Linked DNA regions of Homo sapiens: region 2 is linked to region 1. Evidence: chromatin contacts called from ENCODE Hi-C or POLR2A ChIA-PET data. All regions are on one chromosome and are shown on one strand. The core of a region is the stretch at or near the end of the contact, and the rest is flanking DNA. Distances in the headings are between cores, read along the strand shown.

Region 1 (7,274 bases), core at 3,277-5,776:
GAAGCTTTGATTCCTAGCCCCAAGAATAAGCTTCAAGCTCTGGTGGCCTCCCTCCTTCTTAGCAGGTGCCCTCTGTCTAGCTTCTTAGTCCTTTGCCCTGTGTTGAGAATTGATTTATGGCCCAAAGGAAAAAAAAAAAAAAACCACACACAGAATATTGGACTTATCTTAATTCTAATTCCTTCAAAATTCCAGTTTCTTGAAAAATATTTTTTATCTGGCTTTTATAGTTGCTCTCAGTGGGAGAGCTACTTTATCATTGCCCCAAGTGGTATGATATTAAATAAAAATATAAAATACAAAATAGATTTAGAGTGGTATAATTATGTAAAAATTGAATGTTAACATGGAAAAAGACCAGAAGGTGAATATACAAATGAAAGCATTTATTTAATTTTGGGATAAGATCTAAGGTAATATTTGTTTGGTTCAGAAAATTATTTTTAAAGAAGGGTGTTGTGAGCATCAGTGATAGAGTGAGGAATCCTCATTTCTTTCAGATCCTGGTAGGGGACCCTGAGAACTTTGGGGAGTGAAGATAGTGAAGTAAAGGTTGCTAAGCATTCTGCTAGAACACTATGGAGACAGCGATATAAAATAAGAGCCAATAATAACAAAGTAGCACATAGTGAATGTTTACCATATGCCAGACATTCTATTAATTTATAATGATTGTAACATTCCTATGAGCCAACATCCTTATCATTAGCCCCATTTTTTAAACAAGGAGACTGAGTTACCGAGAAGTTAGGTAACTTTCAGGTCACAAAGCTGCTCTATGGCAGAGCTGATCTGCCAGGATCTCTGGGTTTAAGCTCCTCACCATCACACTTGACTAATTTGGTATAGAAAGTGGCTTTAGATCAGATAAGGGTACATGAAATGCAGGAGGTGCCGTGTTAGAGGACAGTTTGGTCCAGTCCCCATGTCCTGGGGCAAATGAAGCAGATGGCCTCAGAACAGCCTGTTTTTAAATCATGTAAGACTGACTTCTTTCAGCTGCTGGATTCCTGCCTCCCAGAGTGAGACGTTGAAGTTTGGCCCGGAAGAGGCTGAGCACTGGGGACGAGCAGTGCTGTGCTGTGTATAGAGTGCTTAAAACAGTGCCTGGGTCTGAGCGTGGTGGCTCATGCCTGTAATCCCACCTCTTTGGGAGGCCATGGTGGGAAGATTGCTTGAGCCCAGGAGTTTGATTTCAGCCTGCAACATAGTGAGACCCCATTTCTACAAAAAATTTTAAGAAGTAGTCAGGCATGGTCGTACACCTGTAGTCCCAGCTACTTGGGAGGCTGAGGTGGGAGGATCACTTGAACCCCAAAGGTTGAGGCTGCAGTGAGTCGTGATTGCACTACTGTACTCCAGCCTGAGTAACAAAGCAAGACTTTGTATCAAAACAAAACAAACAAAACAAAACAGTGCCTGGCATATAGTATGTGCTCAATAAAAGTTGTCATTGTTATTGTCATGACATCATCAGAGCCTAGAACAAATCACAAAACCTGTATATTCTCTCTGGGCTGGAGGTCTTAAGATTCTTCTCCATTCCCAACGGGTACTCCCGAGATGACGTGATTCATGGCCATTCCTTCCTTCCTTCAGTGTGTGGCTCACACTGTGCTGGGCTATGGCGTCACCACTGTCAATACGACAAATAAATGGATAATTACAGCAAAGTGTTAGGACTGCTGTGCCAGACACGAGTGCAAGGTGTCCTGGGCAACCAGGGAAGGGACGTTAACTTACACTGGGATTGGGGCCCTGTGATGGTAAGCTTTTCATCTTGCAGGAAACCAGGGGATTTTTTTTTTTTTTTTTTTGAGACAAGGTCTTGCTCTGTCGTCCAGGCTGGAGTGCAGTGGCACGATCTTGGCTCACTGCAACCTCTGCCTCCTGGGTTCAAGCGATTCTTGTGCCTCAGTCTCCCAAGTAGCTGGGATTACAGGCATGTGCCATCACTCTTGGCTAATCTTTGTATTTTCAGTAGCGACGGATTTTTGCCATCTTGGCCAGGCTGGTCTCAAACTCCTGACCTCAAGTGATTCGCCTGCCTCAGCCTCCCAAAATGCTGGAATTACAGGCATGAGCCGTTGCGCCCGGCCTTGAAACCAGGGAATTTAATGACATTTAAAAATCATTTATTAAGTATATATGAAATATATAGAAAATAGTATCCCAGGCACCTAATAGAACAGAATAATAATAATGACTAGGAGTTGTTGAGTGTAAAATAGGTTGCAGTCATTACAACGCATATAATAGCATGAAGTATATAGCTCCTCAGCCCTCTCAGCCATCTTATGAGGGAACACTGTTGCTATTCTCATATTACAGATGAGGAAACTGAGGCTCAGAGAGGTTAAGTAATCCTCCAAGCCTCCGCAGCCAGGAAGTGGTATCACTTTGAACTCAAACTCAGGTCTGTTTGATCCTGAGGCCAAGCCCTTGGCCAGAAAAATTAGGAAGTCATAGTCCCTTCCCTTAAGGAGCTCTATTTAATATAGCAGAACAAGTAAAGCAAGTACATATCTCTCTAAAGTATACTGTGTCACTGAAGATAAGAAAGGAAGAAATCCTGTGATGGGTCAGATGAAGTCAGGAAAGGCTTCTGGGAAGAGGTGGCCTTATAGATCTAACTAGAAGGATGAATGAGCTTTGGGCCAAAGGCAAGGGAGGGAACCATCTGGACAAAGGGTAGTTAGTACACACTGTGACCTGAAGAGGGAGCTCAAAGCCCCCCTCCACTCCAGGGCTGATGTGAGGATGTGAGTTAAGGACTTGGATGCTGCTCTTGGGGCTTTCAGAGATAGGGGAGGAGCTTAATGACCTCGTCTTCATGATATACCCTAAGCATTCTCTCTTGGCTTTCCATTTGAGACTTACTCTGCCTTCAGACCTCTCAGAACTCTGCATATCTGGTATGGTAAGAGGAGCCTGAGCTACCTCTTCTCTGCATTGCCTTGAAAACAAAACATGGCCGGGCACGATGGCTGACGTCTGTAATCCTAGCACTTTGAGAGGCCAAGGCGGGTGGATCGCTTGAGCTCAGGAGTTTGAGACTAGCCTGGGTAACATGGTGAGACCCTGTCTAAAAAAAAAAAAAAAAAAAAAAAAAAGACAAACAGGACTGGGGAAAAGGAATAAGAGGAGCCCGTCCAACCTTCCAATTTCCACCAATTTTAATGTGGATCCAGAATTGAGAATGCTAGTCTAGCTCAACTCAACAGGGCCAGTGGTTCTACTTGTGATTGGGGGTAAAGGTCCTAGGGTAGTAAAGAGAGTGAGTACCTGCCTGGCTTGTCCGCTCTGCACATGTCTCTGGGCAGTAGCTGTGGGATGTGGTCCTGGACACTAGATCCCATCTGTCTCCTCCTATGGAGGCAGGATCTTACAGGGAACAGCCGGCAGCCAAGGCTAGCTGGAGTCTGGCCTACACCATATAAGGAGATGGTGCAGGAAAGGCTGAAAGTTATGGTGGGGGCCGAAGAGGGCGTTGAGTTGCAGTAACCATGCCCAAGCCTTTGTGGAGTTAATGATCACAGTGGACACATTCTGGAGGGGTCGTCGGCATCACTGGGCCCTGCTCCAGGATCTCAGCAAGGATGTTATTATTATCATGAGGGTGCCCAATTCAGTTTGCTACTTGTTTATGGGCTGATTGCAATTTGGATAGAGTTTAACCCCCACCCCACCCCCGCCTTTTGTTTTTAAAAATTTGCTGAGGTGAAATTCACATGACTTAAAATGATCTGTTTTAGAGTGAACAGTTCAGCGGCATTTAGTACATGCACAGTGTTGTGCAACCACCACTGCTATTTAGTTCCAAAACATTTCCATCATTCCAAAATAAAGCCCCATACTGATTAAGCAGTGACTACCCATCCCTGCCTTCTCCCAGCCCCTGGCAACCATCAATCTGCTTTTGTTTTTAATTTTTTTGAGACAGGGTGTTTCTCTGTCACCCAGGCTGGAGTGCAGTGGTACGATCATAGCTCACTGCAGCCTGGAACTCCTGAGCTCAAGCAATCCTCCCACATCAGCCTCCTAAGTAGCTGGGACTGTAGGCATGCACCACCATGCTCAGATAATTATTATTTTTATTTTTTATAAAGATGGGGGTCTCCAACTCCTGGCCTCAAGTGATCCTCCCACCTCAGCTTCCCAAAGAGTTGGGATTACAGGTGTAAGCCACCACAACCAGCCAATCTGCTTTCTTTAACTCTCTCTTTCTCTCTCTCTCTCTTTTTTTTTTGAGATGGAGTTTCCCTCTTGTCACCCAGGCTGGAGTGCAATGGCATGATCTCTGCTCACTGCAACCTCTGCCTCCTGGGTTCAAGCAATTCTCCTGCCTCAGCCTCCCAAGTAGCTGGGATTACAGGCCTGTGCCACCAGACCGAGCTAATTTTTGTATTTTTAGTAGAGACGGGGTTTCACCATGTTGGCCAGGCTGATATCGACCTCCTGACCTGAGGTGATCCACCCGCCTCAGCCTCCCAAAGCACTGGGATTACATGTGTGCGCCACGCACCTGGCCTAACTCTCTCTCTCTTTTTAAGGCTGTTTAAAAATGAAACTATTCAGTAGCTCAAGTATACCTTACTGTAAAGAGGAAGTATTTATGCAGTGCTCAGTCATCTTGATCAGAGATGATTATCAAAACATCAAAATATCTCTATGCCAGCTGGCAACTAAGAAATACCACCAGATGTCCTCTGCCTCTCTGGCCTTGTTAGTTTCTTCTCCAAGAGCCCTTGGATGTGATCTGATAATGAAAAGGTGAATGTCTAGTTCAGTGGGAGCCTTCACATCTACCCCAGGGCTTTGGCTGTCTCCAATCTGATGGATAAACCGCTTGCTAAATATTTTGACTATCAGCCCTGTGATTAAGGTCAGGATTAGAACTGTTGTATTTGTAAGAACCTCTCCTAAAGATGGCCTCCCATTGCCCACCTGTTTGAATCCTACCTGCCTTAAACATTTTTGCCATTTTTATTTATTTCTTAGAAACAGGATCTTGCTCTGTCTCCCAGGCTGGAGTACGGTGGTACAATGTTGGCTCATTGCAGCCTCAGACTCCTGGGCTCAAGTGATCCTCCCGCCTCAGCCCCTTGAGTTACTGGGACTACAGGCGCATGCCACCATGTCTGGCTAATCGTGAAAATTGTTTTTGTAGAGACAAAGTCTTGCTATGTTGCCCAGGCTAATCTCAAATTCCTGGCCTCAAGTGATCCTCCCTCCTTGACCTCTCAAATTGCTGGGATTACAGGTGTGAGCCATTGCGCCTGGCCGGTTTTTTAAATGTCTCAGTCTAAAGTTCAATATTCATCCCCTAGCCCCTAAGCCATGTTTTTAACACCTCGATAAACGATGTGCTGACTTTACCTAAAATGTGTCCAGTATTCCTTCTGAGATGGAAAGATGCTATTTTGGGGGTAAATATGTTGATCTTTTCCAGAAGGAGTCCAAGACAGCTGATGATAGCTTTTGCTTGTTCTCTATAGAAGAGCAAGTGATGGCCGGGCGTGGTGGCTCACGCCTGTAATCCCAACACTTTGGGAGGCCGAGGCAGGCGGATCACGAGGTCAGGAGATCGAGACCATCCTGGCTAACATGGTGAAACCCCGATACAAAAATATTAGCCGGGCGTGGTTGGTGGCGGGCGCCTGTAGTACCAGCTGCTGGGGAGGCTGAGGCAGGAGAATGGCATGAACTCAGGAGGTGGAGCTTGCAGTGAGCCGAGATCATGCCACTGCACTTCAGTCTGGGTGACAGAGCAAGACTCCATCTCAAAAAAAAAAAAAGAAGAGCAAGTGATGTGTTTAAGACACACCTCGAAGCTACTGCCATAGAATGTGTGACCATGGTTATGGATTTCATAAGGGGCACCCTAAGAGGGAAAAATAATCTGACCCAGATGGATCTTCCGAGGCACTGTGATGTCGTGCCTAAGAGTGCAGCCTTGGGAGGAAGACAGAGAGGGTTCAAATCCCGCTCTACTGTTATCAGCTCTCTGTATACCTTGGACAAGTCACTCAACCCCCTCAGCTGTCAGGTTCCACATCAGTAAAATGGGGAAAACAGTAACACTCACATCATAAGGTTCTTGTAAGGATTCAATGAGATAATTCATGTGCAGTCCTTAGAATAGTGCTTGGCTCATATAGTAAGAGCTCATTCACCGTCAACTATTATTATTTAATCTATTTTCTATCATATTTTGGAATAAAACATTTTGGCTTACTAAAAAAGAACAAAAAGAACATGTATTTAAAATCAGTAGGCAACAGTGAGTCAGTGAGGATGTTCTGAGAGTAGGAATGACATGATAAGATCTGCGTTCTGGGAAGATTAATTTGTCTGAAGCTTATAGGGTGACCTGAAAGGAGACGAGGAGGGGAGGGAAATCTGTAAGGAGGCTGATGCAACGGTCTAAGCTGCTTTGTGCAATATGGCAGCCACTAGCCACGTGGGGCTGTTTAAATTTAAATTAACGAGCTTGGCCTGGTGGCTCACACCTGTAATCCCAAAACTTTGGGAGGCCAAGGTGGAAGGATTGCTTGAGGCCAGGAGTTTGAGACCAATCTGAGCAACATAGCAAAAACTTGCCTCTACAAAAAATAAAGTTAGCCAAATGTGGTGGGATATGCCTATAGTCCCAGCTACTCGGGAGGCTGAGGCAGAAGGCTCACATGAGCCCAAGAGGTTGAGACTACAGTGAGTCATGATTGCACCACGCACTCTAGCCTGGGTGACAGAACAAGACCCTATCTCAAAAAAAAAAAAAAAAAATTTAATTAAAGAAAATTAAATAAAATGCAAAACTCAATTTTTCCAACACAATAGCCACATTTCAGGTATTCAGTGGCCTCATGTGGCTAGTGGTTACTATACTGGACATCAAACACTTCCATTATTTTAGAAAGTTCTATTGGACAGTGTAACTGTAATAGGTTCACTGCCCAATGCATGCAGCAAGTCAATACACTAAGCCACTGAGTTGCAGCAGAGAAACAGGTTTAATTGTAGGGAAGAGACAGGAGGAAACCTCAAATCCATCTCCCAGAGGAGTCTGGGGCTAGGATTTTTAAGGGTTTTGCAGTGGGCTGAAGTGTGGAGATTGTTGATTGGTGGAAAAGAGCAGGATGGAGTCATGGGACAGGGAGATAAAGAAGCTGTGTTCTCTTGCTGATTCAGTTCCTCTGTTTGGGGTCTTTAAACTGGTTGGCATCAGCTATTCTGCTGGAATTCAGGATCTGTTTAAGCAACTCTTAAACAAA
Region 2 (6,928 bases), core at 2,723-5,222, 140 kb after region 1:
AGCCTAGCCAACATAGTGAAACCCCGTCTCTACTAAAAATACAAAAATTAGCTGGGCATGGTGATGGGTGCCTGTAGTCCCAGCTACTTGGGAGGCTGAGGCAGGAGAATCGCTTGAACCCGGGAGGTGGAGGTTGCAGTGAGCCGAGATCGTGCCACTGCACACCAGCCTGGGCGACAAAGTGAGACTTCATCTCAAAAAAAAAATTATTATTATAATTCCTTTTTTTTTTTTTTTTTTTTTTAGAGACAGGGTCTTACTCTGTTACCCAGGCTGAAGTGAAGTGGAACAGTCATAGCTCACTGCAGCCTCCAGTTCCTGGGCTCAAGGGATTCCCCGTGCCTCAGCCTCTTGAACAGCTGGGACCACAGGCATGCACCACCATGCCTGGCCAATTTTTAAAAAATTCTTTGTAGAGACAGGTTCTCTCTATGTTGCCCAGGCTGGTCTCAAACTCCTGATCTCAAGTGATCCTTCCACCTGGGCCTCCCAAAGTGCTGGTATTATAGGCATGGCACCACCATGCCTGGCATCTTGGTGCTTTTTAATAGCTTGTTTGTTTCTGCGATAAATGTAGGAGACTGATAGAAGAGTCTGGATCTCTTGTCAAATCTAGGATCAAATCGTGGTCAGATACTTAAACTAAACCCATTTTCTCATTGCACAGCAAGGACTTCATAGAGCTTTTGGGGGGATTAAAGGAGGTAAAGCTTGCAAAACACTTAACACAGTATCTGGCTCATAGTTAGTGCTTAACATACACTATTATTTGTCCATTTGATTTTTTTTCATCCCTGGGTTCTAGAAACGCAGTGGTGAATAAAACAGATGTGATTTTGCTCTCATGTGGCTTACAGTCTAGATGAGAACATAGACAATCAACAGAGAATGAACATGTATTAATAATTATAGACTGAGATATACCAGATTTTATTTCTGTTAAAGAAATGAACAGGATATCTTGACAGAGAATAACAGGAGGGAAGAATGAGAATCCTCTTTATTTGAAGGTGGTCTGGAACAGCTTCTCTGACAGGGTGCCATTTAAACTGAGATCTGGAGGAAATCAAAACACTGGATGTTATTTTTTAATGAAAATTAAGAAAAGCAAGAGCAAAACAAAACAGACTTAGTATCAAACACAAAAGACCCCTCTCCTACTGACTTCCTCCCTAAATAAACATAAGAGATAAAAGATCCCTGATTGTAAGGGACCTTCATTATTAGCAGAAAAAGGAGACTTAAATCTCTCTTTTTTTCTGCCAAAACCCAGACCACAAATGACTTTTTAAAATGATCAAATATGTATGCAGCTTTGAGCATCTGATTCTCCCTGGAGTGGGTCCCTCCTGTATTCGGCTGTGGGAAACTGGAAGGCATAGGAACGACCCTGCATTTCACTGGATGTGCACATGTGAAAAAGAAAGATGCGCTTGTCTTTTTGCCTAGGCTATGTAGCTTGGATGTCTTTTCATCGTGACCTTCTGGTCTTGTTAACCTGAAGGTGTCCTGGTGTCTTGATGGAGGCTGGGCAGGTAGCTCCCCTGAGCCACTAGCCTCATGTTATCAAAGTCGGCTAGGCAACAGACAGCAGGGAGGAGCCTTATCCTCTCCTCCACCATCTTACCTTGTCCATGCCCTCTTTTTACCTCCATTTCTTCTCCAGGCTCTTTCCTTTCCTCCTCCAAAGAAGCAATGTCTCTCTTGCAGGTCCCACTCAAGTGAGATGTCACTCCCTCCAGACAGAGTTCCTGGCCCTTCTTGGGTTCCTTTCCTCTGTGCTCAATGGCAGCACCTGTCCCATGGTCCCATGCAGTGGCCTGTGTGTGCATCTGTGTCCTCTGCTAGATCTTAAGCTCAACGGGGACAAGAACAGGTACCCTCTTATGTATCGCCAGAGTCCAGCATGCTGCTCGGCAGAGGATCTACAACAGCCAAATATTAGCCTTCCTTATTATCCCTTAGCACCAAAATACACGTCAAAGCAGCCACTTGTTTTAGAGTTTTTTTGCTTCATTTTGTTTTGAGACAGGGTCTCACTCTGTCACCCAGGCTGAAGTGCAGAGGCACGATCATAGCTTGCTGCAGTCTAAACCTCCTGGGCTCAAGTAATCCTCCAACTTCAGCCTTCCAAGTAGCTGGGACTACAGGCATGTGGCGTCATGCCCTGAGAAGTTTTAAATTTTTGTAGAGACAGGGTCTTGCTATGTTGCCCAGGCTGGTCTCACACTCCTAGCCTCAAGCGATCCTCCTGCTGCCTTAGAGTGTTTTACTAAGATGAAGCATGTTAAAGTAGCATCAGGCTAACCTTAACAATTTACCCAAATACTCCCATTCTCTTTATTTCTATTTTTCAATTTCTTCCATGATAATTGCTGTCTCATTTAAAATAGCTTTCACAGCTTCTTTTCTTATTACAAAATAATAATAACAATACCTGATTGTTATGTAAATTTTTAAAATATAATCAAGCATAAAGGGGAAAAGGAAAAAATTAAAACCATCTGTAATTCTTCGAATCTCCATAAGCCTGTGTATAAAATGTGTACAGATATTACGTATACATTTGTGTATATAATTTATAGAATGGGAAGATATTGTACACACTGTTAGTAATTATATAACTATGTCATTTAATATTCTTCTACATCTTCTTTTAATTTTTAAGAATGTTTTGCATGGTAATACATCAAATAGATGTATCATTATTTATTTAACTGTTTTCCCTATTGGCCCATAGTAGATTCCCAATTTTTCTTTCCTCTGACGATTCTTTGATGAACACCCTGTATTTTGATGGGGTAAATCCAGGAGTATAGAGGACAGGTCAGGGAAAACCTCGTGGAGGAAGTGACACTGCTCTGGAGACAGAAAGGATGCACAGGAGATAGCTGGATGAGTGGAGAAGGAGTGGAAGGCAAGTGTTCCTGGCAGAGGAGGCAGCCTGTGCAAGGGCCTGGAGTCACCTCCAAGAGTTCATGAGTGTTCTAGGAACTGGAAATACTTCAGTATGGCTGGAGGGTGTCTCAGGGGGTGGGGGACACAGGCAGGGAAGGGGCCATTGACCAAGTGTCCAGGAACAGGTCCTAAATGGCCCCTTAAGCCATGCTAAGGAGTGTGGGCTTTGGGCAATGGGGAGCTATTGCAGATAAGAGCAGGGAAATGGCATACTCCAGTCAGCGTCTTTAAAAGATCCCTTTAGCTGGCCATGGTGGTGTGCAGCTGTGGTCCCAAGCTACTCACAAGGCCAAGGCAAGAGGATCCCTTGAGCCTTGGAATTCAAGGTGGCAGTGAGCTATGATCACGCCACTGCACCCCAACCTGGGTAAGAGAGCAAGACCTTGTCTCAAAAAACAAAACAAAACAAAACAAAAAAGAGATCCCTGTGGCAGTGGTGACCAAGCCAACTCCACATTCAACAGCAAGACTCTGTTATTAATTCAATGAAACAGAAATTAAAAGAGAAGAGAAAAAGAAAAAGAGCTTACGTGTAACAGGTCACAGATAAGCTTTTCAAACTGTCTAGATTCTTAAATTCAGGAGCGTAATTCAACAAATCAACCTTCTTACTCCTCTCCTTAATCCTGAAAGAGGTGCTTGTGGTTTAAATAACCCAGTTGGTTTCTGGCCCCCATTCCTGTTCCAGGAGCCCCATTGATGTACCCTGATGACAAGGGAGTCGGATTTTCTTTTTTTTTTTAAGCTGAGTGAGGCTGAAGTGTTCACCCAAGACAAGCCAGAGAGGCAGGTGCAATCCATGGTGCGTTTTTAATTAGATCCCAGCCACTGAGCTGCCCATACTTCAAGGACACAGCAGGCAGGAAACTGATCTGGGCTGTGTCTCCCAAGGGCTGACGTCTCCATTTAGGGAGCGCTCCTGAAGCTAATGGTCAGTGACAGCTCCATTTGAAAAACACAGAAACACTTAACAGGGAGGCTGTGATCTGCCAGCCCTGTAAGCTGCTGATTAGCAGGGAAATCACGCTCCCTCTGTATCGCACCCCCTTGGTTAATCCCTGTTCTTGTGTCTCCTCTGTGCTATCTCACTTAAAGATTTCATTGTTCTCTGAGGCAGGAGGGAGTGGGGAGAGGGAGGGGGAGGTTGTGGAGCTGCCAGAAGCTGTTTCACTGTCTCCCATCACAGCCTCTGGGGAGGCCCAGGCGAAGAAACAGCCTTCTGGTGTGGATGGGAAATTGATGGTTTTTAAAGAAAAATGGTCCCTGAAGATGCTCTGTGTCTCAGCAAATGTGCTTCCTAGACTGGCTGGCTTGGGTTCCAACACCCAGGCCAAAGAAAAACACGCACGGGTCTGCCTTATAGTCACACCAGGATGCCATACCAGCAGTCCCTGCCACCATCACCTCTTTGTTGTCTGCTCTGCCTCCCCTTTCTACAGTCCTAAGCCACCATTCCTCTCCTGTGGATGACTGCGGCAGTCTCTCCCCGATGCCACGGCCACCAATCTAGCTCCCCAAACCTCTGCAATCCCCACACTGCAGCTGAGGGGACTCCTTGACGTGTCCTCTGGAATTTTGAACTTATCAAAAAGGAAAGCAAATACTAAATTTCCCCCCTCAAATAGGATCTCCTCCTCGTGTTCCTCTCTTACTAAATAGCTCAGGCCAAAAATGCCAGGGTCACCAACAATGCCTCTCTTCCTCACATACCCCACACCCAATCCATCAGCAAATCTTGTCAACTCTGAATTCAGAATATACCCCACATCCGAATGCATCTTTCCATCCCTCCACCAATCACCTTCCTTCAAGCCCCCATCATTCTTAACTGGATTATCATAACCACCTCCTCACTGGTTGTACTGTTTCCACTATTGTCCCCCGCTCATTTAATCTATCCTTGTACACCACACCAGTGATCCTGTTTAAATGTAAATCAGGGCCAGTCTTGGTGGCTGACACCTGGAATTCCAGAACTTTGGGAGGCTGAGGTGGGAGGATCACTTGAGGATAGGAGTTCGAGACCAGCCTGGGCAACATAGCAAGACCCCACACACACACCCTGTGTCTACAAAAAAAAAAAAATTAGTCCTGCGTGGTGGTGCACACCTGTAGTCCTAGCTACTCATGAGGCTAAAGTGGGAGGATTGCTTGAGCCCAGGAGTTTGAGGCTGCAGTGAGCTGTGATCATGCCTCTGACTCAAGCATGGGCAACAGAGCAAGACCATGTCTCTAAAACAATGAAATATTATAAAAACAAAACATACGTCATCATATCATTCAGGGCTCAACATTCTCCAGCAGTTTCTCATCTAGCTGAGATGAAAATCCACTGTCCTTACATGGCCATCAAGGACCCTGCTCTGGCTCGTGGCCCGCTGTGTGGCCCCTTGGTCACTCTGCTCTGGCCATACCATACTGACCTCATTGCTGCTTGGTGACTGTGCCAGGTGAGCTCTGTCTTGGGGCCTTTGCACTTGCTGCTCCCTCTGCCTAGCATGCCTTTCCTCCCGACATCCAAAGGGCACCCTCTCTCACTTCACTGAGGTCTTGCTCAAAGGCCATTTCCTCCAAGCTGAAAATGGCATCACTCTCACTCCATCCCCTGGACTTTCTTCTTCTTTTTTTTTTTTTTGAGACAGAGTCTCATTCTGTCGCCCAGGCTGGAGTGCAGTGGCTTGATCTCCGCTCACTGCAACCTCTGCCTCCTGGGCTCAAGTGATCCCCCCACCACAGTCCTCCTGAGTAGCTGGGACCACAGGTGTGCACCACCACACCCAGCTAATATTTGTATTTTTGGTAGAGACGGGGTTTCACCATGTTGCCCAGGCTGGTCATGAATTCCTGAGCTCAAGTGATCCACCATCCTCGGCCTCTCAAAGTGCTGGGATTATAGGCGTGAGCTACCCTGCCCGGCCTTGGCTTTATTTTTCTTCACATCACTTATCTCCCTCTGGCACTAAAACATATATTCACATTTACAGTTACAGTCTCGTTTGTTGCTTCTCTTCCCCAGTAAAATGTAAGTTCCATGAAGCATGGATTTTGTATCATTTTCTACTAGCACAGAGCCTGGCATGTAGTGGGTGCTCAGTAAATCCGTCTTGAATGAGAAAATGAATAAACAAATGAATGAATCTGGACAACAATTCTAACCACAGTGAGTTTACCGAGGGGTCATCCTTCTGTGGGAGCTTCCCTCCACTGGCCAGCAGAAAAGACCCCAGGTCTTCATACTATGTCAGAGAGTTCTCATTTTCTGAGACCTGAAGCCAAGATAACAAAAACAGCAGAAACAATTTAGCTTGGAATGACAAATAGGTTTCCTTAAGTCTGACAAGAGTCTTTTAAAAATTCAAGACTGTTTCCTTAGTATTTAAAACTTAAACACCATGCAAATGCCCTATTATAGGAAACATACGCTGTCTGTCTGTAGGGATTTGTAGTAGAAAATGGGAACTAAATAATACTTGGAGCCATGATGCGTTGATCACATACTCAGTACCTGTTACTTGCATTCTCTCATTTTATCCTCATATCACAACCCCAGTGTGATAGGAATTAAAATTGCTCCCATTTTACAAAAGAGGAAACTGAAACTTTAAGGAACTTGCCCAGAGTTGCACAGATAGTGGGTAGCATAATGCCAGGGTTTGAATTCAGTCTACAGACTCACTTTTTTTTTTTTTTTTTTGCGATGGAGTTTCCCTTTTGTTGCCCAGGCTGGAGTGCAATGGTGCCATCTCAGCTCACTGTAACCTCTGCCTCCTGGGTTTAAGTGATTCTCCTGCCTCAGCCTCCCGAGTAGCTGGGATTACAGGCACCTGACACCACGCCTGGCTAATTTTTTGTATTTTTAGTAGAGATGGGATTTCACCATGTTGGCCAGGCTGGTCTCGAACTCTTGATCTCAGGTGATCCACCCGCCTCGGCTTCCCAAAGTTCAGGGATTACAGGCATGAGCCACCGC

What was found. A loop is a pair of places that touch in the nucleus more often than their neighbours do. ChIA-PET counts read pairs that join two places held with the same protein, here RNA polymerase II (POLR2A). Pooled maps may share reads with other maps.
Region 2: a loop to region 1 is called in a map of K562, with 2.5 times the contacts of the local background. The contact joins two enhancer-like sites. A Hi-C loop is called at or near these places in 1 of 168 maps with a recorded cell type or tissue (K562) and 7 of 50 pooled maps. POLR2A ChIA-PET finds 5 or more read pairs at or near these places in 2 of 52 experiments (GM12878 and activated CD4-positive, alpha-beta T cell).

Annotation. Positions count from the first base shown.
Region 1 is chr16:24,068,350-24,075,623 of GRCh38, forward strand. The region is part of intron 5 of PRKCB (protein kinase C beta); the gene reads left to right. Among named protein-coding and RNA genes, the nearest start is that of MIR1273H, 130 kb to the right of the region's middle. RefSeq lists an enhancer at 7,166-7,274. Within about 2 kb of position 4,527, at least 2 of the 41 ENCODE cell types and tissues checked have a DNase peak (open chromatin) inside an H3K27ac peak, as active enhancers do.
Region 2 is chr16:24,204,924-24,211,851 of GRCh38, forward strand. The region is part of intron 16 of PRKCB (protein kinase C beta); the gene reads left to right. Among named protein-coding and RNA genes, the nearest start is that of MIR1273H, 5.3 kb to the left of the region's middle. RefSeq lists an enhancer at 3,662-4,221. Within about 2 kb of position 3,973, at least 2 of the 41 ENCODE cell types and tissues checked have a DNase peak (open chromatin) inside an H3K27ac peak, as active enhancers do.